Linked DNA regions of Homo sapiens: all the other regions are linked to region 1. A link is a contact called in ENCODE Hi-C or POLR2A ChIA-PET data. All regions are on one chromosome and are shown on one strand. Each heading gives the region's core, a stretch centred on a gene start or an enhancer-like site at or near the end of the contact. The rest is flanking DNA. Distances are from core to core; before and after follow the strand shown. Region 1 holds the start of ZFP30 (ZFP30 zinc finger protein). Region 2 holds the start of CATSPERG (catsper channel auxiliary subunit gamma). Region 3 holds the start of YIF1B (Yip1 interacting factor homolog B, membrane trafficking protein). Region 4 holds the start of ZNF790-AS1 (ZNF790 antisense RNA 1). Region 5 holds the start of ZNF850 (zinc finger protein 850). Region 6 has its middle 58 kb from the start of ZNF568. Region 7 holds the start of ZNF790 (zinc finger protein 790).

The links. Hi-C counts contacts between places; a loop is a spot of excess contacts on that map. ChIA-PET counts read pairs that join two places held with the same protein, here RNA polymerase II (POLR2A). Pooled maps may share reads with other maps.
Region 2: a loop to region 1 is called in a pooled map, with 15 times the contacts of the local background. The contact joins the promoter of CATSPERG here to the promoter of ZFP30 in region 1. A Hi-C loop is called at or near these places in 2 of 37 single-sample maps with no recorded cell type and 12 of 50 pooled maps. POLR2A ChIA-PET finds 5 or more read pairs at or near these places in 2 of 52 experiments (A549 and HEK293).
Region 3: a loop to region 1 is called in a map of naive thymus-derived CD4-positive, alpha-beta T cell, with 6 times the contacts of the local background. The contact joins the promoter of YIF1B here to the promoter of ZFP30 in region 1. A Hi-C loop is called at or near these places in 1 of 168 maps with a recorded cell type or tissue (naive thymus-derived CD4-positive, alpha-beta T cell), 1 of 37 single-sample maps with no recorded cell type and 6 of 50 pooled maps. POLR2A ChIA-PET finds 5 or more read pairs at or near these places in 2 of 52 experiments (A549 and HEK293).
Region 4: a pooled map shows a loop between it and region 1 (23-fold over the local background). The contact joins the promoter of ZNF790-AS1 here to the promoter of ZFP30 in region 1. A Hi-C loop is called at or near these places in 1 of 37 single-sample maps with no recorded cell type and 5 of 50 pooled maps. POLR2A ChIA-PET finds 5 or more read pairs at or near these places in 1 of 52 experiments (activated T-cell).
Region 5: a map of naive thymus-derived CD4-positive, alpha-beta T cell shows a loop between it and region 1 (4-fold over the local background). The contact joins the promoter of ZNF850 here to the promoter of ZFP30 in region 1. A Hi-C loop is called at or near these places in 1 of 168 maps with a recorded cell type or tissue (naive thymus-derived CD4-positive, alpha-beta T cell), 1 of 37 single-sample maps with no recorded cell type and 11 of 50 pooled maps.
Region 6: a loop to region 1 is called in a map with no recorded cell type, with 15 times the contacts of the local background. The contact joins the enhancer-like site here to the promoter of ZFP30 in region 1. A Hi-C loop is called at or near these places in 4 of 37 single-sample maps with no recorded cell type and 11 of 50 pooled maps. POLR2A ChIA-PET finds 5 or more read pairs at or near these places in 2 of 52 experiments (activated T-cell and activated naive CD4-positive, alpha-beta T cell).
Region 7: a loop to region 1 is called in a map of naive thymus-derived CD4-positive, alpha-beta T cell, with 4 times the contacts of the local background. The contact joins the promoter of ZNF790 here to the promoter of ZFP30 in region 1. A Hi-C loop is called at or near these places in 1 of 168 maps with a recorded cell type or tissue (naive thymus-derived CD4-positive, alpha-beta T cell), 1 of 37 single-sample maps with no recorded cell type and 9 of 50 pooled maps.

What each region holds. Positions count from the first base shown.
Region 1 is chr19:37,653,957-37,657,112 of GRCh38, forward strand. ZFP30 (ZFP30 zinc finger protein) reads right to left here and starts at 1,509. Exons shown (of 6, transcript NM_001320669.3): 1 at 1,464-1,509; 2 at 756-923. RefSeq lists a silencer at 1,465-1,654 and enhancers at 1,678-2,665, 2,065-2,114.
Region 2 is chr19:38,334,514-38,337,991 of GRCh38, forward strand. It overlaps CATSPERG (catsper channel auxiliary subunit gamma), which reads left to right and starts at 1,317. Exons shown (of 29, transcript NM_021185.5): 1 at 1,317-1,362; 2 at 2,708-2,991; 3 at 3,080-3,133. The coding sequence starts at 2,722. RefSeq lists enhancers at 1,056-1,350, 1,155-1,364 and silencers at 1,485-1,564, 1,935-2,104.
Region 3 is chr19:38,314,456-38,318,096 of GRCh38, forward strand. YIF1B (Yip1 interacting factor homolog B, membrane trafficking protein) reads right to left here and starts at 1,492. Exons shown (of 8, transcript NM_001039672.3): 1 at 1,405-1,492. The coding sequence starts at 1,462. RefSeq lists a silencer at 1,327-1,816.
Region 4 is chr19:36,795,382-36,798,896 of GRCh38, forward strand. ZNF790-AS1 (ZNF790 antisense RNA 1) reads left to right here and starts at 2,169. Exons shown (of 6, transcript NR_040027.1): 1 at 2,169-2,430. RefSeq lists silencers at 1,731-1,800, 1,811-1,970 and an enhancer at 2,391-2,460.
Region 5 is chr19:36,770,913-36,774,530 of GRCh38, forward strand. ZNF850 (zinc finger protein 850) reads right to left here and starts at 1,895. Exons shown (of 5, transcript NM_001193552.2): 1 at 1,813-1,895. LOC728485 (a long non-coding RNA gene) reads left to right here and starts at 2,241. Exons shown (of 2, transcript NR_164117.1): 1 at 2,241-2,597. RefSeq lists a silencer at 1,435-1,729 and enhancers at 1,716-1,855, 1,996-2,155.
Region 6 is chr19:36,972,078-36,975,635 of GRCh38, forward strand. It overlaps a transcript of ZNF568 not described here. Among named protein-coding and RNA genes, the nearest start is that of ZNF568, 58 kb to the left of the region's middle. Within about 2 kb of position 1,359, at least 32 of the 41 ENCODE cell types and tissues checked have a DNase peak (open chromatin) inside an H3K27ac peak, as active enhancers do.
Region 7 is chr19:36,836,649-36,840,130 of GRCh38, forward strand. ZNF790 (zinc finger protein 790) reads right to left here and starts at 1,739. Exons shown (of 5, transcript NM_206894.4): 1 at 1,689-1,739.

The sequences.
Region 1 (3,156 bases), core at 259-2,758:
TGCATTGGTCTTGGAAATACACAAAGCTGATAGGAAATGACTGAGCATCATCATTTTAATACCAGTAGCTAGTATGAATTAAGGACTCACTATGTGCCAGGCACTCTCCTAAGAGCTTCACAAATATTAATTCATGTAATCTTCAAAACAACACCGTAAAGTATACACTATTACAATTCTGAGGAAATTGAAGCACAGATTGCTTAAACTCGTTCAGATTTAAGTGGCAGTCAGGATTCAATTCCACTTAATCTAGGCTCGAAATTCTTAACCACTACACTACACCTCCCTCAGTCGATCCAAGATATACCCAAAATAAACTCATGCTGCCAGACCTCAAACCACATCTGGCTGGTACCAAAAACTTCCACTCATGAATTTCCTGGAAAAAAAGAAATCTCCACTCCTACCCCAGAACCATTAAACATATCTAAACCCTAAAAAACAAATAAAAACAAAGTATGAACATTAATCTCCAGCACGGGTATTTCCATATCATCAAGATCCTTAGAAAAACAGCGCTCACAGAGTAATTGAATTTGCAGCCTACAGTTAACTAACCATGTGTCTAACTATAGAACAGCATGAAGTGGGCACTAACAACGGGAAATCTATTAATTAGGTCCCCTGCCGTTAACTAGGTAGGGAAATCCTAAGGCCCAAATCAATGAATAAATAGATCATTCCTAAGCAGGATTTTAAACGGAAGGAACTCGAATGCATTTCACAGAAACAAAGCAGCAGCACGAACTCACAGGGAACCGGCTTTTAGAAGAGCAGCAGCGATTCGTTTCTCCTTCTCAAGCGCCTTCTCTGGAAACTGGCAGGGCTGGGGAAGCAGGCAGAGTTCAGGACACCCCAGGCTTTTCTTGACTCGATTGGAACCCACCCTCCACGCTTCCCTGGCCCCAACTAACCGCCACCTGCATGCACAAATGGAAACGACAGGGCAGAGGGTCAGCAGTCACCCGCGTCTGGGTTCGCAGCTCCGGGTACGCTGTAGTTCCGCACCCGGTTGCCCACGCCCGGGACCACCCACTGTGTCTTTTCGGAACTGTCCAGCGTGTCCTCCTAGACCCCAGACACCCACCCCAAATCTAGGTCCCAGCGTTTTGCAGGGGACCTTCATCCTGGGGCGTTCACCTCTGACTTCCCTCTTGGGCCTTTTCGCTACGGCCGAGCCTAAGTGGCTGAAGCGCGGACGAGGATGCGCGGGGCCTCGGTCTCCAACTGCACCACAGGCCGCACCCACGAACCTGGTCCGGCACAGTTACTACCGCCCGGGCCTCCAGGCCTCAGGGCTGCAGAAGCTCAGTCCCGGGAAAAAAAGCACACCGGCCTGAGGCTCCACAGGAACCTTTTCTCCACCTTGGCCCGGCCTGCAAAACCTGGCCCACTCCGCGCTCTTTTCCCTCAGAAAAGCAGCGGCCACAGTGGCGCCCGGCTCCCAGCCCCAGCCTCACCCGACTCAGAGGATAGCCCAGCCCTGGGAGTCAGCGGCGCCAGAATACGGGAGAGCGCCTGTCTCCGTCGCGAATGCGCTAGCGCGCGGGGGGGCGGAGGCAAGTCCCGCAGCTGCTCCGGGCCGGGAGGGGCGCGTGGGGCCGGGTCTCGGCGGGGATAGTCGGGCCGGGGAGACGGAGCCAGAGGGGCCGCAGTGTCCCTCGCCTCAGGCCTCTACCTGTAATGGCCGCCCCGTGACTGACCAGTGCCATTAAAGATAATCCAGGCCTGCTCCCCTGTGGACACTGCGGTCCAAAATTTAAAAAAACAATATTCCGCCTTTTTATTTTTCATTTGGTTCTCGGCTCGGAGACAGGCGGAGGCTGCGAGCCCCGCCCCGCCCCCAGCGACGCCTCACCGGAACCTTTGGAAATCGGCTTCTGCCTCGAGTGCGCAAGCGCGCGGGGGGCGAACGCTGGGGCCCTTCAGGGAGCAAGGGAGAAGTGTGGGGCCGCACCTGCCGAGGGGTCGGGAGGTTTGGAGGAGGGTGGAGGTTGGCTACAGGATCCCGATGGGGATGGAGTGTTCAAATCTAGGCCTGTAGCCGTGACCCTGGCGTGAGTTGGATGGAGGAAACCCCAGTATCGCGAGCCTGGACCAAGGCGCGGCGCGTGCTGCCTGTGGTGTTTGCTGAGTGACGGCCGCCGCGCCCCCGCGTACCTGGACCGAGTGCCTGGCCGCTGGCGGAGTAGTGTTTCCGTGCACGGGGCTGCTGCGTGCGCGTGTGCCGTTCTCTAGCGGGGGATTAGGATGGTGCCGCAGAGAAGGCTGCGCGGTGGTGCCTGACTCTGACGCTGGCTGTAGCGGGTCTCTGGGGTCTTTGCGGTTTGTGTCTGCGTTTGTGACGTACCTGACATCGGATCTGTGACTGTGGCTCTGCCTCATCCAGCGTTATTTCCAGAATCCTTCTGATAGGGCAGCGCTTCTGGTTCTGGTTTTCCATGGAGACGGTTTGTGGGTCCCTATGAAACTGAGTGTTGGGATTTTGATTATCTGCATCTGGCCCTTGTGTGCCCTCAGGACTGTGGTGTTAGGCAAGTAAAATAATTGCAGGAAAAAAAATTGGAAAGGAATAAGGTTGCTATTACTTCCAAATGATGGAATTGTAGGACTGTGTCAGAAAATTGAATAGGACACCATGAAACGGGAGGGAGAGGCATTTTATTTTCTTCCATACCTGGTCTTGGAATATTCTAACAAATGAGATTTGTTTTTTCCCCTTTGTTCCTGGATGAACTCTTGGATAAATTCAATGTCTCCAAGCATTCTTGGATAGTAAGTTTCTTTGATCTTTAGTTGAAAGATCAGCCTCATTTTCGTAGCTAAAAATACCTTTAGTAATAAAAATGTTCATTGTAATACTTCATTTAAAATATTTAAAACTTTCTTCTTTCTCCTTGATCTCTTCCAGATATCTCAAGTTTTGGTTAAGTGAATATGTGGAGTATATGTACTAATTACGTCAATTATTTTCTCTTTAAAACCAAGTACATTTCTTACATGAGTTTGTTTATCAAGGATTTATTGGTTTTCTTTGTACTTGTTGCTATTTTTTAGAAATGTTCCAACAGATATGTTAAATGTTCATCGATTATTTTTTCAGTGGTTCAAACATCGGAGTAGAATCTCTCTTCCATTCTGTGGCTGCAATTG
Region 2 (3,478 bases), core at 67-2,566, 680 kb after region 1:
GGCTGGCCTCAAGCGATCCTCCTACCTCAGCCTCCCAAAGTACTGGGATTACAGGTGTGCAGCACCACATCTGGCTTAATTTTTTTTTTTTTTTTTGAGACAGGGTCTCATTCTGTCGCCCAGGCTGGAGTGCAGTGGAGGGATCTCGGCTCACTGCAACCTCCGCCTCCTGGGTTCAAGCAACTCCTGCCTCAGCCTCCCGAGTAGCTGGGATTACAGGTGCCCGCCGCCATGCCCGGCTAATTGTTGTATTTTTTGGTAGAGACAAGGTTTTATCATGTTGGCCAGGCTGGTATCCAACTTCAGACCTCAAGTGATCCGCCTGCCTCAGCTTTCCAAAGTGCTGGGATTATAGGCATGAGCCACTATGCCCAGCCAGAGACTCCATCTTTAAAACAAAAACAAAAACTCAGGGTGTGGTACCCACCAACCTGGCTTACCCAGCCTTTTAGGTGAGTCTAATGCATGCTCAAATTTGAAAACCACTGGGTTAAACGTCTGGTCTGGAGTTCATCAAAAAGTCATGGCCTGAATCCTTACCTGTAAGGCATCAGAATGCAAATGAAAATTAACTTAATGAATATTTTACTTGAGCCGGGCACACTTCCCACAACAGTATAGGATGGCTGTCCTTGTCCTGTTTTGTAGAGGACGGTGCTAAGCAGCCTATTCATTCTCACAAGGTCTCCAGGAAACCACACTTTTTTAAGGAGTAGAATTTTGGGGTAGGGCCGGGCGCAGTGGCTCACGCCTGTAATCCCAGCACTTTGGGAGGCCGAGGCGGGTGGTTCGCCTGAGGTCAGGAGTCGAGACCAGCCTGGCCAACATGATGAAACCCCGTTTCTACTAAAAATACAAAAAATAAATTAGCCAGGCGTGGTGGCGGGAGCCTATAATCCCAGCTACTCGGGAGGCTGAGGCAGGAGAATCGCTTGAATCCGGGGCAGGGGCGCGGAGGTTTCAGTGAGCCGAAATCGCGCCACTTCACACTCCAGCCTGGGAGAAAGAGCGAAACTCCGTCTCAAAAAAATATATATATATATATATTTGGGTAGGAAGCACAAGTAGGGACCGTGCTTGCTGCCAGAACAACCAATAGAAACTCCTTGAAGGCCTTCCTGGCACAAACGTAGTCTCCAGCACCCTCTGCCGACCAGGCCCCGCGCCCTCAGTGCTGAGACAGCCTCCAGCCCTCGGTGCCTTAGGGGTTGCGCGTCACCTTGGAGACCGCGTGAGAGGAGGGCGTGCCTCTGCAAAGGCGGAAGTCGGCTGTGGAAGTGTGGGCGGCCATTTTGAGACCGGGCAAGAGGGGCGGGACTGGTGCGGCCGAGTGACAGTTGACCGGTTTTAACCAAGTGACTGGTACCACGGGGCCGGGGAAAAAGCTGTGCCATCCAGGGGCGGGGGGATGCCGGGGACGGGGAGGAACTAGGAAGGGGAGGGGAAGGGGAAGGCGAGAAGGGGAGAGGCAGGGGAAAGAGGGGAAGAGTCGTGGGAGCTGGGAGAGGAGGGAAAGAGGGGAAGAGTCGTGGGAGCTGGCAGAGGAGGGAAAGGGGGAGCCGAACGTGAAGGGCGAAGGGCGGGGCGGGGCAGGAGAGTCGGGGTATAGAGCAGGCAGGTGTTAATGGCATGGGAAGGAAGAGTAAGAAGTGGGGCAAGAAGGTGTCGCGGTACGAGGGGAAGGTGAGACTCAAGAAGGTGCCGGCTAAGAAGCTGGTGCCGGCGTGGAAGGAGAAGGTGTGGGGCGAGGAAACAACGAAGGGCGAGGAAAGATCCCGAGGCGAAGAGACAGTTTTCATCGAGAAGGGGCAGGGCGAGGAGGAGGGGCGTTACCAGAGGGCGGGACGGGGCGACGGGCCCGCGCGGGAAGAACCAATCGCCGAGAACCCGGGGAAGGAACGGGTCCATAAAGACCAAGTGGAGGAGTAGGGGCGCGGTCAGGAGCGGAAGCAGAGTGAGGAGCAAGCCCCGGGCGAGAAACGGGGGCCCGGCCGGGAGCAAGAGCAGGGGCGGGGCCGGGAGCAAGAGCAGGGGCGGGGCCCGGAGACGGGCGAGACCAGGTACAGTACCCAGCCCCTGGGCAGACCCCGAGCGAGGAGAAAGCGGCGATACCAAGAGAAGTGCGAGGGTGGGGCAAGAGGTTGGGGCACAGCCGGGTGGAAGTACACGGGTGCGATCGCAGGCAGAAGCAGTACGGGGGAACTTAAGAGGGGGACTGTCAAAGCGAGAAATAGAAACCAAGACCAGGTGAAGAGCAAGAGTGGAATACAGGGAGGGGGCGGAATAAGGAGCAAGGTGAGGATAAAGTTAAAGGAAGAGACGTGGAGGCGGCGGGGCGGAACGAGGCGGAGGAGCAGGGGTGTGGCCAGAAACATTAGTAGGGCTGGGGCCCGGAGCAATAGCAGAGGTGCGATACCCACGAGGGTCGGGGGCAGGGCCAGGAGCAAGAGCAGGGGCGGGACCAGGAGCAAGTGCAGAGGCGGAGCCAGGAACAAGAGCAGAGGCGGGGCTAAAAGTCCGTGCGGGGGCAGGGCCAGGAGCAAGAGCAGGGGCGGGACCAAGAGCAAGTGCAGGGGCGGGGCCAGGAGCAAGAGCCGGGGCGTGGCCAGGAGCAAGTGCTGTGAGAGGCGCAGAAGCGAGGTGGAATCTTAAAAGTGGGCTCCAGAGAGCTGTCCGGCGCGTGGGTGTTGACTCCTGCGTTCTCCAGGTTCTAGCCACGTTATGTGCGGCCCAGCCATGTTCCCTGCCGGTCCTCCGTGGCCCAGAGTCCGAGTCGTGCAGGTGCTGTGGGCCCTGCTGGCAGTGCTCCTGGCGTCGTGGAGGCTGTGGGCGATCAAGGATTTCCAGGAATGCACCTGGCAGGTTGTCCTGAACGAGTTTAAGAGGGTAGGCGAGAGTGGTGTGAGCGACAGCTTCTTTGAGCAAGAGCCCGTGGACACAGTGAGCAGCTTGTTTCACATGCTGGTGGACTCACCCATCGACCCGAGCGAGGTGAGGGGACCAGGGTCAAGTGAACCAGAGGGATTTTGAACCCGCACTCCACTCATTTCTGGACGTGTGGCCTAACCTCTCTTTGCAGAAATACCTGGGCTTCCCTTACTACCTGAAGATCAACTACTCCTGCGAGGAAAAGGTGAGTGGGTGCAGCACGGATAGGCTCATTCTATGAGCCTTGGTTTTCCCACCTCTAACATTTTTATTTATTTATTTATTTTATTTTTTTGAGACGGAGTCTTGCGCTGTTGCCCAGACTGGAGTGCAGTGGCGCGATCTCGGCTCACTGCAACCTCCGCCTCCCGTGTTCAAGCGATGCTCCTGCCTCGGCCTCCCAAGTAGCTGGAACTACAGGCATGTGACACCACGCCCGGCTAATTTTTGTATTTGGTAGAGACAGGGTTTCACCACGTTGCCCAGGCTGGTCTCAAACTCCTGACCTCATGTGATCCACCTGCCTCAGACTCCCAAAGTGCTGGGATTA
Region 3 (3,641 bases), core at 242-2,741, 660 kb after region 1:
ATCCTGGGATTATAGGTGTGAACCACTGCGCCCAACCTAATTTTTTTGCATTTTTAGTAGAGATGGGGTTTCATCATGTTGGCCAGGCTGGTTGGCTGGGCACCGTGACTCATGCCTGTGATCCCAGCACTTTGGGAGGCCAAGGCAGGTGGATCACCCTCTTTTTTTTTTTTTTTTTTTTTTTTTGAGGCGAAGTCTTGCTCTGTCGCCCAGGCTGGTGCAATCTCGCCTCAGTGCAACCTCTGCCTCCTGGGTTCAAGTGATTCTCAAGCCTCAGACTCCCAAGTAGCCGGGATTACAGGTGCTCGCCACCACACCCGGCTAATTTTGTGTACTTTTATTAGAGATAGGATTTTGCTGTTACCCAAGCTGGTCTCCAACTCCTGGCCCCAAGTGATTCGCCCACCTCGACCTCCCAAAGTGCTGAGATTATAGGTGTAGGCCAGCACGCCCAGCCTGCCCTCTCACTACAAATCTCCTTCTCCTGGGTAACTTTTCATGATCAGAATTATCCTCTTCCATGCCGGGTGCGGTGGCTCACGCCTGTAATCCCAGCACTTTGGGAGGCCTAGGCGGGCGGATCACCTGAGGTCGGGAGTTTGAGACCAGCTTGACCAACATGGAGAAACCCCGTCTATACCACCCCGGGCGTGGTGGCCTGCGCCTGTAATCCCAGCTACTTGGGAGGCTGAGGCAGGAGAATCGCTTGAACCCGGGAGGCGGAGGTTGCGGTGACCTGAGATCGCGCCATTGCACTCCAGCCTTGGCAACAAGAACAAAACTAGGTCTCAAAAAAAAAAAAAAAAGAAAAAGAAGTATCCTCTTCCAGGAAGCTTCACTGACACCCCTAGGCTGGGTCATGTGCCTCCTCAGGGCTCCCACAACATCTCCATCCCAACACAGGGCCTGACACATGGGAGTTGAGACAAGTTAGGTTGAATGAATAAATGAAACACACAGCACACTCACGGAGATGAAGAGACAGGAAAAGGGGGCCAACAGCACAATACAGGTTCGCTTCTTAAATGAGCGGTAGGCATGGCCCTCTGCGCTCCCGGGGGGCCACGAAGCTGTCCTAAGGGTGTGGGCGACAGCAGGCGGGTACTGGGGAGCCACGGAAGGGTGGGGAGCAGGGAAGGGCGGATCGCTAACTGCAAATGAATGAAAGTTGCATTTCTCTGCATATCGCACGCTATCCAGTCCCAAGTTGTTTTCTTCTAAAGGAATTTCCTAAAGAATCGCCCCCCAAGGGGCCTCCTACCCGAACCTGGCATCCCAGCGCTGTGCACACCTCAGGGTTCCAGATCCTTGATCTCGTGACCTCTGACCTGCAGTGACCTCGCCAACCGACGCGGCCGCCCCGCCACGCCCCCGCCCGCCCGATCTCCTCCGCCGGCCACGTACGCCACTTACGCAGCCGGGGCGTCCCCGCAGCCGCCGCCGCCAAGCCTGCCGGGTGCATCCTTCGCCGCCGCCACCTAAGCCGCGGTTCGGAGCGTGCCCGCCCGGCTCCCGTACCCACGCCCCGCCGGCGAAGAGACAGCCAATGGACGTCAGGATTGAGGGAAGGCCTCGCCCCCACCCCCCCGACCCCTCCAGCCCCCCCCTTCACGGAGGCCTGGACGACTGGGCGGTGCCTTACGTAAGAGGCGGAGACTGGGCTACTGGGCTCATGCAGTAAAGCGAGTCAAGGCCTGAGTGGCAGGAGGGCGAGGCCGGGACCAATCCCAGGAGGAGGCGGTGTCTGCCACGACAGAAAATGAGTGTCTGCCCCTTGCCGGGGCTCACGCCCCTAACTCCAGCACTTTGGGAGGCCGAGGCGGGAGGATTGCTTCAGCCCAGGGATTCGAGACTAGCCTGAGCAACATAGTGACCCTCGCCCCGCCCCATCCCTACAATTTTTTTTTTTTTTAATTTAGCCAGGCTCAGTGGCTTAACGCCTGTAATCTCAGCACTTTGGAAGGCTGAGGATCGCTTGAGCCCAGGAGTTCGAGACCAGCCTGGGCAACAGCGAGATCTCCATCGCTACAAAACATTTTTTAAAATGTAAATATCGAGCGAAAAGGTCGATGGGAAATGCAGTTCTCTGCAGACAGCCGTTCAGTTTGGGTCATTGAGAGCACTGGAGAGCCAGAAAAGGCTGTGGAGCAAGGAAAAGAGAAACATTTGTGTTCCTGAGGGGCTAATTGGAGTTGTAGGGGCTTATACAATTTTTGACATCCCTTAGGTATTAAAGTAAATATTTATTTATTTTGAGACAGGGTCTTCCTCTGTTTTCCAGGCTGCCTCGGACCCCCTGAGCTCAAGTGATCCTCCTGCCTCAGCCTCCCCAGTAACTGGCACCACAGGCATGCACCACCATGCCCAGCTAATTTTTAAATTTTTTGTCAAAACAGGATCTTGCTATGTTGCCCAGGCTGGTCTCGAATTCCTGGGCTCAAGCCATCCTCCTGCTTCAGCCTCCTAAAGCATTAGGATTACAGACATGAGCCACAGTGCCCGGCCTTAAAGTGAATATTTAGAGTGAGAAAAGGAAACCCAACAAGTTAGGTGAGAAGAACCAGGTGTCTCTCTTGGAATAGATCTTAAGGCAGTTTCCCAGAAATTCATAAAAATGTTCTCACATTGCAACCTGGTTCCCTCTGTCCACCAAAAGCATTCTACAACCCCCAGCAACTCACAGCACACAGGCGCACCTGCAAGTGAAGAGCCCTGCCCACCTAGCGTCCTTAGTCTCTCCTCTCTCTGACTCTCAGTCTCCCCCCTTCTCTCCCTCTCAGACTCCCCGACTTATCTCAGGAAAACATAGTGGTGGAAGTTACTTCTGCGCAGCGATAGCGCATCCGGAAGGATGTCAGCAAGTGACCCTATCGCTGTGGCTTCCTCTTCCTCCTCTGAGACGTTGTCTTTTTGGAGACCTTAAGGGCTGCTCCTGGTTTCTCAGTGATGAGTGCTGGCTCCACTGTGGTTCCTTTTTGTGAGCGAAATGCCCGCATTCTTCTTCACCTCTGATTTAGCCTCTGTCCCCTGGGCTCCAACACCATTTTCTCCTCATCCTCAGCCCTCTCTTGCTCTGGTTGCTCCAGATACATCTCTTCCATAAATGTTTTTTTTTTTCTTATTGCTTTTTTGTTTGTTTTTTGAGATGGAGTCTTGCTCTGTCGCCCAGGCTGGAGTGCAGTGATGCGATCTCGGCTCACTGCAACCTTTGCCTCCTGGGTTCAAGTGATTCTCCTGCTTCAGCCTCCCGATAGCTGAGATTACAGGCGTGTGCCATCGCACCTGGCTAATTTTTTGTATTTTTAGTAGAGACAGGGTTTCGCCATGTTGGCCAGGCTGGTCTCGAACTCCTGACCTCAGGTGATCCACCTGCCTTGGCCTCCCAAAGCACTGAGATTACAGGCATGAAACACCGCACCCAGCCTTATGTATATATATTTAATTAATAAAGCAAGTACTGCCAAGTGCAGCGGATCACGCCTGTAATCCCAGCACTTTGGGAGGCCAAGGCGGGCAGATCACCTGAGGTCAGTTTGAGACCATCCTTGCCAACATGGCGAAACCCTGTCTCTACTTAAAATACAAAAATTAGCTGGGTGTTGTGGCGGGCATCTATAATTCCAGCTACTTAGGAGGCTGAG
Region 4 (3,515 bases), core at 919-3,418, 860 kb before region 1:
CCACACTGCCGAACTGAAGCCCACTGCAGAACACTGAAAATGCCTGCAAACACTGACTTTACTGACAACTCTTAAATTACAGAAAATCAAGTTCATGCTGCCTCTCCGATCTGTCCTACGGAATTGCTAGTTACAAACGTGCACATTGTCCTAGGTTCGGTTTTGCAAAGATGGAGCCCTTCAGCGAAAGCATTTGTTTGATTTCATGCATTAATGTTTCCTCTATCCATTTCCTTTTTACTTATTTATTTAAAGACGGAGTTTCCCTTACTGCAACCTCCGCCTCCCGGGTTCAAGTGATTCTCCTGCCTCAGCCTCCCAAATAGGTAGGATTACAGGCATGCGCCGCCATGCCCCGCTAATTTTTGTTTTTGTTTTTTTCTTTTTTTTTTTCTTTTGAGACGGAGTTTCACTCTTGTTGCCCAGGCTGGAGTGCAATGGCGCGCGCGATCTTGGCTCACCGCAACCTCCGTCTCCCGGGTTCAAGCGATTCTTCTGCCTCAGCCTCCCGAGTAGCTGGATTACAGGCATGCGCCACCACCCCGGCTAATTTTGTATTTTTAGTAGAGACGGGGTTTCTCCATGTTGGTCTGGCTCGTCTTGAACTCCTGACCTCAGATGATCCACCCGACTCGGCCTCCCAAAGTGCTGGGATTACAGGCGTGAGCCACCGCGCCCGGCCAATTTTTGTATTTTTAGTAGAGACGGGGTTTCACCACGTTGCCCAGGATAGTCTCGAACTCCTGAGCTCAGGCAATCCAGCCGCCTCGGCCGCCCAAAGTGCTGCGATTACAGGCGTGAGCCACCGCGCCCGGCCTATTTTATTTTATTTTAAGACGGAGTCTCACTCTGTCGCCCAGGCTGGAGCGCAGGGGCGGGATCTCGGCTCACTGCAACCTCCGCCTCTCCGGCTCACTGCAACCTCCGGCTCACTGCAACCTCCAACTCTCCAACTCTCCAACTCTCCAACTCTCCAACTCTCCAACTCTCCGGTTCACGCGATTCTTGTGCCTCCGCCTCCCGACTAGGTGGGATTACAGGCGCCCGCCAGCACGCCTGGCTAATTTTTGTATTTTTAGTACAGACGGGGGTTTCATCATGTTGGCGGCCGGACTGTTCTCTAACTCCTGACCTCAAGTAATCGGCCCGCCTCGGCCTCCCAAAGTGCTGGAACTACAGGCGTGAGCCACCGCGCCCGGCCCCATTTCCTTTATTTTATTTTACTATGTTCAGACGGAGTTTCGCTCTTGCTGTCCAAGCTGGAATGCAGTGGCGCGATCTCGGCTCACCGCAACCTCTACCTCCCAGGTTCAAGCGATTCTCCTGCATCAACCTCCGGAGTAGCTGGGATTACAGGCGCACGCCACCACGCCCGACTACATTTCCTTTATTTTATTTTTATACTTTACTAGCCTGTTTGTTGATCACAAGACTGGCGGTGCACAAGGTTGGGTCTCGGTGTTCACCGGGCGGTGGGCGTGGGCGAGGTGGGAGGGTCTCCAGCGCCTGGTGCTAATCTCCAAGAAAGTGCAGGAAACAGCACCAAACGTGATTGCAAAGTTTTGGTTTGGCGCGGCGGGTAGGCGTTCCAGCGCAGAAATGCGCAGGAAAGTTTCTGCTGTGCTTGTAGGAAGGTCGGCCACAAGCACTTCTTTTGTTTTTTGAAACCGAGTTTCGCTCTGTCGCCCAGGCAGGAGTGCAGTGGCGTGATATCCGCTCACTGCAAGCTCCGCCTCCCGGGTTCACGCCATTCTGCGGCCTCAGCTTCCCGAGTAGCTGGGACTATAGGCGCCCGCCACCACGTCTGGTTAATTTTTCGTATTTTTAGTAGAGACGGGGTTTCACCGTGTTAGCCAGGATGGTCTCGATCTTCTGACCTCGTGATCCGCCCGCCTCGGCCTCCCAAAGTGCTGGGATTACAGGCGTGAGCCGCCGCGCTCGGCCGGCCCCAAACACTTCTTATTGGCTAATCTGGAGCAAACCTGCATATCCATTGGCTGAAAGCTCCGTCTATTTTAGGGTGACTGAGAGCGTCTCTTCCTTCTGTGTTGCCTGGAAACGGACTGTTCGCCTAGTAACATCTGATCACGTTTCCCATTGGTCACCGTTTCCGGAAGCCCGCTCTCCCGTTTCCGGAATCCCCGCAGGCGCTGGGTCTGCAGATGGCGTCCAGGTACACAGTGGCGAGTGTGATTCCGCAGTCTTGGGCTGTTTGGCCAAGCGCCCGCCGGACATGGTACGCCGAAGGGTCATCGGCGTGGAGTCCTCGCTTTCAGCGTCCGCGGCTGGGAAATCGGCCATCGCTACGGCGGGAACTGGGACTCGGGCTGCGTCCCGGCCCTTCCACATCGGTCCACCGCACTCGTGGGCGCCCGCATTGGTGCTGACATAATTTCCTGACCTCTGACCCGTATTGTCTCGCGATTAAAGGTAAAAAACGGGGCTTTTTCATCCCACTGGGGTAAAACGCCCTTTTATTTCTAGCCAGGTGTTCTGTTGCAGAACGCCTCGAAGGGAGGGAGTGACCGGCAGGTTGAGGTTTATTAAATAAAATACATTCCTGGTTTATATTATGTTTATAATAAAGCACCCCACCCTTTAAAAAATCTCACGTTTTGCCAGTTGCATTATTTAGTGGACTGTCTCTGATAAGGACAGCCAGTTAAAATGGCATTTTGTTGTTGTTGCTAATTAAACCAATTTTTAGTTTTGGTGGTTTTCCTAACAGCAGCAACTTCTCAGGCTTTATAAAATCATATTTCTTGTGGGAAATTTCTGTGAAAGGCGCAGCGAGTTAGTTTGGAATTGTTTTAAAGGAAGTAAGTTCCTGGTTTTGATATCTTAGTAGTAGTATTTTCCCCAGTGTCTTTGAAATCTTATTTTTGGAGCACGTATGTAGAGTAACTTTTGTGAAAGAAACAACTTTTATTTTTTATTATTATTTTTTTTTGAGACGGAATTTCGCTCTCGTTGCCCAGGCTGGAGTGCAATGGTGCAATCTCTGCTCACTGCAACCTCCGCCTCCCGGGTTGAAGCGATTCTCCTGCCTCAGCCTCACGAGTAGCTGGGATTATAGGCATGTGCCACCACGTCCAGCTAATTTTGTATTTTTAGTAGAGATGGGGTTTCTTTATGTTGGTCAAGCTGGTCTCGAACTCCCGACCTGGGGTGATCTGCCCGCCTCGGCCTCCCAGAGTGCTGGGATTACAGGTGTGATCCACCGCACCTGGCTGATTTCATATATATATCTTCCTAAATCCTTTAAAAAGTTAGTGGATCTCTTACTTTTGTAGGATTTATTTCATAGTGTGAATGAGACACCTGTAGGCTCCAGGTCTCTGTCTTCATGAGGTGTGAAGATTCAGTGCTTTATAAAACAGTCCCCACATTCTTCAAAGGCCTTGTTCTTAATTCTCAGCACGCTTGTGCTTCTGACATTGTTACTAAAATTAAGCTAAGTTTTTCTGGTTATGTGAGAGCTGTGGAAATGTCCAGCGTTAGCCACTAATGTTTCT
Region 5 (3,618 bases), core at 645-3,144, 880 kb before region 1:
TGGTACAAACTATTGATCGAGCCCCCAATCTCATTCCTACCCCTAAAATATAGCAAAGTGAAAGATCTTATCACTTATTTGGACTGAGATTAACACCATCCCATAAACTGCATGGCTTTCAATCCCAGGGCTATGGCGTGTGATGCCACATAGAATATGCACTAATCTCTGCAGCAATTGAGTTGTTAGGGTAAAGGCTCTTGTTTTTGCCTTCTTTCTCTCACGGCCAAGAAAATTAAGGAACAGGGACACAAAGGATGAGGTCGGAGCGGAAGTTTAATAAGCAAAAGAAGAAAGCTCTCCCCAGCGGAGGGACCCAAAAGAGGGTTGCCAACTAGGAGGCTGAATCTGGGGGGGTTTATTAACTGGGAAGGGGAGGAACGTGGGCTGTCTTGAAGAAAGCACTACCCAGCTTGGCCCTGGGACCTTAGCCCGGGACCAATCCCAGGCTGAAGTGAAAGTTTGGCCCAGGACCAATCAGGGGCTGAAGTGAAAGTTTGGCCCGGGACCAATCAGGGGCTGAAGTGAAAGTTTGGCCCGGGACCAATCAGGAGCTGAAGTGAAAGTTTGGCCCGGGACCAATTAGGGGCTGAAGTGAAAGTTTGGCCCGGGACCAATCAGGAGCTGAAGTGAAAGTTTGGGCCGGGACCAATCAGGAGCTGAAGTGAAAGTTTGGCCCGGGACCAATCAGGGGCTGAAGTGAAAGCTTGGCCCGGGACCAATGAGGGGGTGAAGTTATGATTCAAAGAGGCCGCGCTCACAGTCTAAAGCATGTCCAAAAAAGGAAAGTGGCCGCCGGAACCTGTTAGTCCAAGCTGCACCGTTTCGTAAGCCCCCACCATTTCACAGACCCTGGTCAGAGGGAAACATTCCACCCGGGTTTGGGCTGTGCGAAACATCCTTCCCAACCGCCTGACTTCCTTATCACATCCTGCTGGGCAAAAGCCCAAGAAACATCCTTATCAACTTTCTCCCAGGCAACAAGCCATACCGCCCAGACCCCTCCTGCCCAGGCCTGTAATTACCCCAGCCTGGAAGCGGCAGTGGGCTCTGGCATTTAGTTGGTCCCCGCCATAGAGCCGCCAACTCTCTCTCTTTCTTTAACCCTCGCCTTCCCTTCAAAATCTAACAGAGCCCACCGTGTACATGCCCACAAAAGAAGCGACTATTTCGTGGAAGCCCGCTGGTCACACAAAGGACAAAGGCGTTTCTATGTTGGGCCTCGGTCCCTTATCAGTGCAGCTGAGGAATGTCTTCAGGACAACCCCCCTGTGGAGTTTTCCTTATGTATGCCTGCAGCCTGATTTTTCAGGCTGTTTCTCTGTTTAAAGGACTTTTACCAAGGTCCCACCCTAACTGCCTAAAGAGTTTTTTCTCTCAAGGGGACACACAAAGTCCCAATCGCACACATGCCTCCGCATATCCACTTACCCACTGCCTCACAGCCAATCACACTCTCCTCTCTCACATACACCAAGGGGCCACACAAGTTGCACTTGCACAGCCACAGACCTGCAACTCACGCACACAAGGTACTGCACAGACACGCAAAGTCACACACCCACCCCGGGACACGCAGTCCAACCACACAGTCACCGGTTCTTCACATCCGCACGCACAACGAGGGTCGTCCAGGACACACACACCCACTCCGGGCGCGCACAGTCACAAGCGCCCACCTGATCACCCAGAGTCAGCACCACACAGCCACAGTCACAGACCACGGAGACCCACGGCAGCCATCGCGATCACACACGCAAACTCCTCTCCTCAGCCCTCCACACACAAAAGGACCGGAGCCGGATTCCTCACCCTCAGCATTCTCTGGTTCCGCTCGGGGCCAGCCTAGCCAAGTTCCTCAGGACTCCAAGGCGCGGCGGCAGCTAAATCGGCACAGCAAACGGTCCCGCCACCTGGCTAAGAGGAAGCCAAAATCTCGCGAGACGTGGCGTCGGCCTGCGGGATCCTCTGGGAAATGTAGTCCAGAGCCCGACTGCGGGCTTCCCTATGCCTCTCATTTCCAAGCCTGGCTTGTTTCCTTTTACCGCTCCTCTCCAACGAGGATCGCAGAGCCCTCATGCCGAGCGGCTCGCTATGGGGCCGGCTCGCCCGCTAGAGTGGTCAGGCCTGATTATCCCTGGCAGCTCTGTTATCTGGGGTAAGACACAGGAAAACGTGCTTCCGGTTCTCGGCGGAAGTAGCCCCGAACGGTAGAACCGATGGGAAATGTAGTCCAGGGCAGAAAAGCGGTCAACCCAGCCACGATGCGAGCCAAAGGATTCTTGGCTCCAAGCCTGGTCCTGGCTGTTAGTTTGGAACTCATGCACCCAGATGCTAACTCGCCCTCAGAATGCAGAGGGGATGAAACACTGACCGGACAATTCAATCTGTATATGGGTGAGTCCAGGGCTCAGTCTGCATTGCGCGGAAAATGAAGGTGAAGGTGGAGGTGGGACCTGATGGTCTCGTCCCGGATAGGGTTGAAGAAGTGGGAGAAAAGGAATCAAAATCGTGGATGGGATAAGATTGTGCGCGAATGCTCTCTGGGAGCGGATCGTGGCCGACGAGGGCCCGAAGATGCTGCCTTGTGATCGCAGGTGTGAGTGGAAGCTGTGTGAGTGTCAATGTGAGTTGCCTGTTTGGGAGACCAGCATTGTATTTTTGTATCAGGTAGTAACCTTGGAGCCAGGTATTTGTAAAATTATGATAAGAGGGCATCATTCTGGAGCATCGATTTTATTTGGAGGTTGACAGGAGAGGGAAAAAAACCCCTAATATCTGATAAACAACATAAATAGATTTTTATGTTAAAGTAGTTATATTTATTACGGTCTAGAATGCAAATCCAACATGGCTTTTAAAGCAAGAAAGATTTTTTTTATACAAAGTCAAAGGTATTATTTTTATACACTTACTACAAAACATACAAATAGTATACCAAGCCTAAGAATATAAAGAGTCTAGCTTTAATTAATTGAATGTAAATTTAAAAACAAGCATCTAATAAGTAGTCCTTTTCACACATCGAAAAGCCAATTTCGGAATTTTTTTAAAAACTCAAATTACAAAGTAACAAATATCTGGTGTCTTAGTAACTTGAAGATCAGTACTAATGATTAAGCCAGCTTATATGCTAATATGATACATGAAAAAGCCTGTATTTCACAAATAGCAAACCACTAAAACTTTAATTTTCCACAGAAGCCATTGTTTCACACCAATAATTATGTTAAAGATCAAGACAGGCTAAAAGTTTTTAATGAGCACTGAATCCATTAAAACTTGGCAAATTTTTCCACGAAGGTAGAATTTTAATTTCTGTTTAAACCATGGGTAGATGGTACACCCTTGTGAGGGTGTACTGTAAGTACTTCTAAGGAGCTTTATCAGACTTCATCCCAAATTATGTACCTAGTAAAAGATGTACCAATGTCTACTTTGGAATAAGAAATTATTCCTTGTTTGAGCAAGGATTAAGCAGAAACTGAAAGAAGTGTAGTTTATAGCTTCTTACATAAAGTAGATGGGCACCCCTCAAAAACAAACCAATATCCTGGCTCCTTAAATATCAACATTAATCTAAATAATGTATAGCATGCTCCTGTCCAATCTTTCCCG
Region 6 (3,558 bases), core at 109-2,608, 680 kb before region 1:
CCGCCTTGGCCTCCCAAAGTGCTGGGATTACAGGTGTGAGCCACCGTGCCCAGCCTATAACATTTTTAAATACAGTATTTATTTTAAAAAATTGGTTTATTTTAGTAGCACTTTTAGTAACACAAAAGTGCTTTTATTTTAGTAGCACTTTTAGTAACACAAAAGTGCTACTAAAATTGGTTTATTTTAGTGGCACTTTTCCAGGTCCTAAAGTATTTCTCGAACATACTTCTGTCATTAAATATCCTTCTGCAACTTAATCCTCAAATAATGACGTTGCAGCCCACTATATTGGTTTTCCGTTATTTCCGCTGCAGACCCAACTATCCCTCATCCTTCTCCAGTCCCTTCGGCATCCTGAGCCTGTGACTGCGCCCCTTCAGTCTCTCCTAGGCCACATCCCCAAACCTCTAGGACAGGTCGTTTCCCAGACACCCTCCAGGCCAGCCTGTGGCCCGGCCCGAGCAGAAATTAGTGACTTAAATGTTGAGATGCCAGAAGACCTGGACTGGGGCATGAATTCCCAGCCCAAACTTAGCCACCCGGCTTTATCGGGATTGTGGCCCAGGTCAGTGAAGCCCCAGGTCCGGGCCGACTCCTAATTCGTGGCGTGGCCGGGAGTCGCCCTCTCCTGATCCACCCCAGAGCGCGGCTCCCTGTGGAGGGTACCCTGGGTGGTCCGCTCCCTGGCTTTTTACAGCACTTGTGAGAGGCCTTTGGGCACACACACAAACCCCACTCCCTGACCCTCCGTTTGGGGCGAGGGCGGCTGCAGCCGGGTTAACTTCGCGGACTCTGGAAGCCCTGGCGGCGGGCCCGGCCGCCCCTTCCCGGGTTTGCGGCTACATTTTTCTGAAGCCTCCACGGCCCCACAGCCTTTTTCTAGCCGTCAGCGGCCAACTATTGCTGCCTGGGCCTGTGTGTTTGCCCAGTTCCTGGGAGGGTGCTCGGGTGCAGCTGGGCAGTCTGGCCTCGGCTTCACTGGAGGCGGGGAACTGGACATGACTGTGAGCGCCAGTGACCGTGGTGCGGTCCAGGCCCCGGGTGGCGCACCCACCTCTGGACTACATTTCCCAGGGGGCCCCGCGGCCAACCTTTTCCGGCCGAAGAAGGCTAGTCACCTTTCCTTGGCGGGTGTTGGAAAGCAAAGGGCTGGAACGTCCCGGGCTGCGGAGCTCGCTGGGTTGGGATGGACTCGTTCAGACCTGAGTGCTAGGACGCCGAAGGGGGCGGTGAGGCGTCCCGGCGAGGAGCTGGGGTCGTCTGGAGTTTAAAAGACAGGTGGCTCTCGGAGATGTGCGGGCTGCATGCCCACGCTTCACCGCTAGGGGAGGTCAGGGCTGTGCGATGGGGAAGGAAGAGAGTGTCGGGGCGGTGCAGTCGGGATGGGAGAAGGGTGTCAGGGCCACTGGCCCCCAGCTCGGCAGAGGGCAGTGTCGGGCCGCGCGCAGGCAGGGAGTGGGTGTGGTGTGAGGCTGGCGCTGGAGCGGTCTGGGAATGTTAGGAGGTCTAGGGTATCGCGGCCCTGCGTCCTCTTGTCTGGACTAAAAGTCCGGGCAGTTCTCCCCGGACCTGGATTGTGGGCCCAGCGACAGGTGCTTGGCGATCTGTGCCCGCTGTGCCTGCGGGGCTGTGGTGGGAGTCCTGTCTGCACGGTATTCTGTGTGGCTGTGCATGTAAGTGTGAGCGTGTGCCGGGTCATCGACCCCATCTTTGGGAGGCCTGGGAGGGGGCGGGACACCCTCGCTGTACATTCTGGGGATACGCTGGGCGGGGTCTGCCCTGTGGATGGGTCCTGGCCGTCTACGCAAACCCCAACTGAGACTAGTCAGTAGGTAGTGAATCTCTGTGAATGGCCTTCCCTCCATCGGGTCTATCTCTGGTGTGTGTTGAGGGTGGAAATGGTTCTAGAGTTTGGGGCTGGGAAGTCCCTGCTATATCCACTTCTCTGTTCTTTCACCCAGTAGCCACCAGGGATCTAGACCCATAAAGGTGCCCCCAGCCTAAAGGACAGCAGTTTGAGACCCTGACAGGTGGGTCCATTTAAGCTGTGTCTTGGCGCCACAGACTTTTGGGCTCAGTGTAAGACGCTAGGCCTGAAAGTTTCCCAAGTTAGGCTGTTATGGAGGAAGAGGGCTACGGTCTGGGGGGCTCTCCCAGGACTTCTCTCTGGGCTCCTAAGGTCACCTGCATTTCTTTGTGAGGATGACAGAGAGCGGTGGCGTTGCAGCTTCTTTGGTCTCCCTTTCAGTGCCTGGGGTGGGGCAGGAGTTTGGCCTCCCAAGGGGTTCAGGGAGGGATTCAGGATGGCTTCTTAACGTTTTTCCACATCTTTCTTTAAGAACCCAGAAGAGGAGAGAACTGCTGTGCGTCTGAAGTGATGGCGGAGGTAAGTTGCATTTGACATTTTCTTGGAAAGGACTTACTGGTTTTCAGGACAGTGTCCTATTTCAGAAATTTATCTAAAATATTTACATTCATGATTTGGACAAAGGGGAAGAGGGGAGGAAACTGCATTTATGTAGCATTTTCCTAAAGCAGCCTAGGGCTGTCTATTTTGCAAACATTGTCTCATCTGATCTAGAATTTCCACTTCCCTGGATTTTATTCATGCTCACAACAGTGTTGACAGAGAACATGCCTCAGTGATTTGGCAGGGAAATTGAACAACAGAATTAGCTTTTTCAGTCTCACTGATTTCTGCATTGTCCCCTCCATGATCATATGCAATAGCCTTTTTGCTTACCAATTTTTTTTTTTTTTTTTTGAGACAGAGTCTCGTTCTGTTGCCCAGGCTGGAGTGCAGTGGTGTGATCTCAGCTCACTGCAACCTCCGCCTCCTCGGTTCTAGTGATTCTTCTGCCTCAGCCTCCTGAGTAGCCGAGATTACAGGCACACACCACCACGCCCAGCTAATTTTTGTATTTTTAGTAGAGACGGGGTTTTGCCATCTTGCCCAGGCTGATCTCGAACTCCTTAACTCAGGCAATCCACCTGCCTCGGCCTCCCAAAGTGCTGGGATTACAGGCGAGAGCCATCTTGCACGGCCCGCTTATCAATTTCTTTCTTTCTTTCTTTTTTTTTTTTTTGAGACCGAGTTTCCTCTGTTGCCCAGGCTGGAGTGCAATGGCACAATCTCGGCTCACTGCAACCTCCGCCTCCCAGGTTCAAGCGATTCTACTGCCTCAGCCTCCTGAGTAGCCGGGATTACAGGCACGTGCCACCACGCCCGGCTAATTTTTTGTATTTTTAGTAGAGATGGGGTTTCACTGTGTTGGCCAGGATGGTCTCGATCTCCTGACCTCGTGATCCGCCCGCCTAGGCCTCCCAATGGAGCCTTGCTCTGTCGCCAGTTAGGAGTGCAGTGGTGTTATCTCAGCTCACTGCAACCTCCGCCTCCCAGGTTCAAGCGATTCTCCTGCCTCAGCCTTGCGAGTAGCTGGGACTACAGGCGCATGCCACCACGCCCAGCTAATTTTTCTATTTTTAGTAGAGACAGGGTTTCACCATGTTGGCCAGGATAGTCGCAGTCTCTTGACTTTGTGATCTGCCTGCCTT
Region 7 (3,482 bases), core at 489-2,988, 820 kb before region 1:
CGGGAGGCTGAGGCAGGAGAATCCACTTGAACCTGGGAGGCGGAGGTTGCAGTGAGCCGTGATTGCACCACTGCACTCCAGCCTGGTGACAGAACAAGACTCTGTCTCACAAAAATCAAAAAACAAAACACCTGAAGCCCCTACCCAACAATCAATAGGCAACATCCGGGAAGATTGTGACCCCATAGTTATCAGCCTATGAGGAACCAGGGGAGGAACCTGTGCACTAGGGGATAAATTGCTTGTTGAAACTGTTGGGTGTGCCTATCAGACACTGATCTTGCAAGACCATCATTAAAAGTCTCACTTTTGCTGTTCTCCGGGTCTCTGAGTCCATTCTTTGGGACGGGTAAGTTTGTTTCTCACACTCAAGAAATCATCTTTCACTATCCCACGCTATCTCTCCAAAACTGACTTGAATCCAACCAGAATAAATGTCAATCCAACCTTGTATTTATATTTATCTACTATAAGAAGTCCCAGAATTTCTAGTCAACTGTCTTTTCGGACATTGTATACCATCAAGTCTCATTTGTCCCCTTTTCTCATTCTTCCCAACTTTCAACACTTTTCCTGTATGCCTTCATAATGGAATTCATAATTCATTAACAACCAACTCCTCTTTTATCTTCAACCACTTCCTTGAACACGCCCTAACATTCTGAGTCTAACAGAAACTAGGCTGTATCTGGAGGACTCTGCAGCCCTCTCAACATTTCCCCAGCTACAGCCTCTTACCAGTGGGTCTGAAAATGGAACAGATGGCCGGCCTCCTTGTTGTTCACTACCTTCAGACCTTTCTTCCTCCCTCCACAAACTCTAGTTTTGAATTTCCTGCCATGAGATTGTATATAACTCACCACATCTCACTTTTGTTGACCTCTACCAAACACAGGGTATTTTCCCCCTATATCTGAAATCTTCAGCTCATGGTTTACTCTCTGCAGCGCGATTACCCTTTTCTATTTTTTTTAATTCTTGCATTTTTAACTACACCCACACAGATGAGCCTTGTTTACTTACCCTTGCCTGGACTTTTCCCCCCTCTCGTGGCTCATTTCCAACAACATGTTGATGGGTGGTTGTTCCCCAGCCGTCTTCCCCAGCCCTCTACCCCAACCTGCTGCTCCATTTCTCTGCTCTAATTTACGGAGAAACTCTTGAACTATGTTGTCTACACTGTGTCCCATTCTTCTCCCCTCCTTCTAGGTTGCCCCCACTCCAATCCAGCTACGGGCCAGCACAAAAACTGCTCCCCACACATTCACGAAGGACTATGCCTGTCACTCAACGCAAAGCTCAATTCTTTGTTTTTGGCCCCATAGCGGCTGCTATCACCACCTTTACGAACGTGGTCACGCACAACGCGACGCAGTCATAATCACGTACATACAGTCACATTTAAATAGTCCATTAGGGTCACACACAGCGCCTGTCAACGTCGTGTGCGCGTGCGCGCACACACACACACACACACACATACACACACACACACACAAGCTCCCGTCGCGGCCCCAGCTCCTGCATCAATTTCACTCTCGCATCCACTGCTCCCATCGCGATCGCTCGCCCCCACGCTCCCTCGCCGGCAAAGCCACCAACTCCAAAGACATTAGCACCTCACTCCCCTCAGCCCCGGCCTCGGGCCCTCCGGAGTCATTCGGCTTCTGTGTCTCGGAATCACTCACCCGGCCCTGCGGTCCCTTGATGGTGGAAGGTTCCGCGATCTTTCTATTAACCCTAAAGGGACAGAGGGCTGACAGGAAGTTGCCCGGGGAACGGTGCACTCTGGGAAATGTAGTCCGGAGCCTGGGCCGTCTTTAACTGCCCCGGACACCGCGGTCACCATTAACGGACCCTGCATTTGAGCCCCATCCCCTCGCTGGGCAAAGACCATCGCCCACACACCGCTCACATCTGCTGCCGAGAGCTTCCAGAATTCCAGGCCGCGTTTAGGAAGCTTCAGCGGAGGCATGCAGGCTGCCCTACCTCTGCAAAAGGCTCCCAGCCCTGGGAACAGGACAGTAAGCCCAGGCCATCTTAGGCTGGAAGTAACCTTGGTCCCGACGGCCCTGGGAAATGTAGTCCAGAGCCTGGAACACTGCAGAAATGCCCCGGGGGGATGGTGCGATGGTTTTCAGTAGGAGCTCGCTGCGTGGGCCTCTGACCTATGTGGCATGGCGGGAAAGTCCTACAAGACTGTGCCAAGCGAGTGGCGAGTCTGTCCCGTCTCTGCCCGAGCCTCGGCCCGGCTGGGTGGACACCTCTTGTCCCACAAGTACCAGCCTGGGATAGAACGAAGGGGAAACGATCCATGGGACACAGCTACATGCCCAGCCCTATAGGGGTACCCTGTCTGGGAATCCATGAGAACTCTTCCTAATACCTTATTCCCATCCTCCAATCGCCCTTAAAGTGTTTGGTTTCAATTAATGTTTATAGTAACATTAGTACTGTTTTGTAAATTCCATTCATGCCATTCTTTTTGCTGAAGTACACACTTGCCAGTTTTCATTTGCTTCTCTTTTAGATGTACATCATTTCAATCTACATCTAAACTTTCTGACAGAGGAGTAATTTTTTTCAGTACTTTCAAACTTATCAGGTAACTAAAATAGTTGTTTCTTTTTTTATTGTGAAACAGAAAATACTTGAAGTGCATAAAATGTGTAAGTTCAGTATAACTCCACACAAGTGTTGGTATCTCAAGAACAAATGCCCATTCTATGTGATCATTTCTCTTTTTGTTTGTTTGTTTGTTGTTTTTTTTGAGACAGGGTCTGGCTTTGTCACCCAGGCTGGAGTACAGTGGCACGATCTAGGCTCTCTGCAACCTCTGCCTCCCTGGCTCAAGTGATCCTCCCACCTCAGCCTCCAGAATAGCTGGGACTACAGGTGTGTGCCATCACACTCAGCTAATTTTTATAGAGACAGGGTCTCGCCATGTTGGCCAGGCTGGTCTCGAACTCCTGGGCTCAAGTGATCCTCCCAAGTAGGCCTCACAAAGTACTGGCATTACAGGCATGAGTCACTGCACATAACCTGTGTGATCATTTCTGATACCCAGCTCCAGCTCCAGCTGATCTTTAGGGTATTAATAATATCTTGGCTCTTTAATAGTTTTAATCTCTCAGCTGGACGCGGTGGCTCACGCCTGTAATCCCAGCACTTTGGGAGGCTGAGGAGGGTGGATCACCTGAGGTCAGGAGTTCGAGACCAGCTTGGCTAACATGGTAAAACCCTGTCTCTACTAATAATACAAAAATTAGCTAGGTGTGGTGGTGCATGCCTGTAATCCCAGCTACTCTGGAGGCTGAGGCAGGAGAATCGCTTGAACCCAGGAGGCAGAGGTTGCAGTGAACCAAGATCACACCACTGCACTCCAGTCTGGGCGACAAGAGCGAAACTCCATCTCAAAAAAAGAAAAAAAAGTTTTAATCTTGCTGTGAAATGTATATAAATGCAATCAAATTGTACAAATT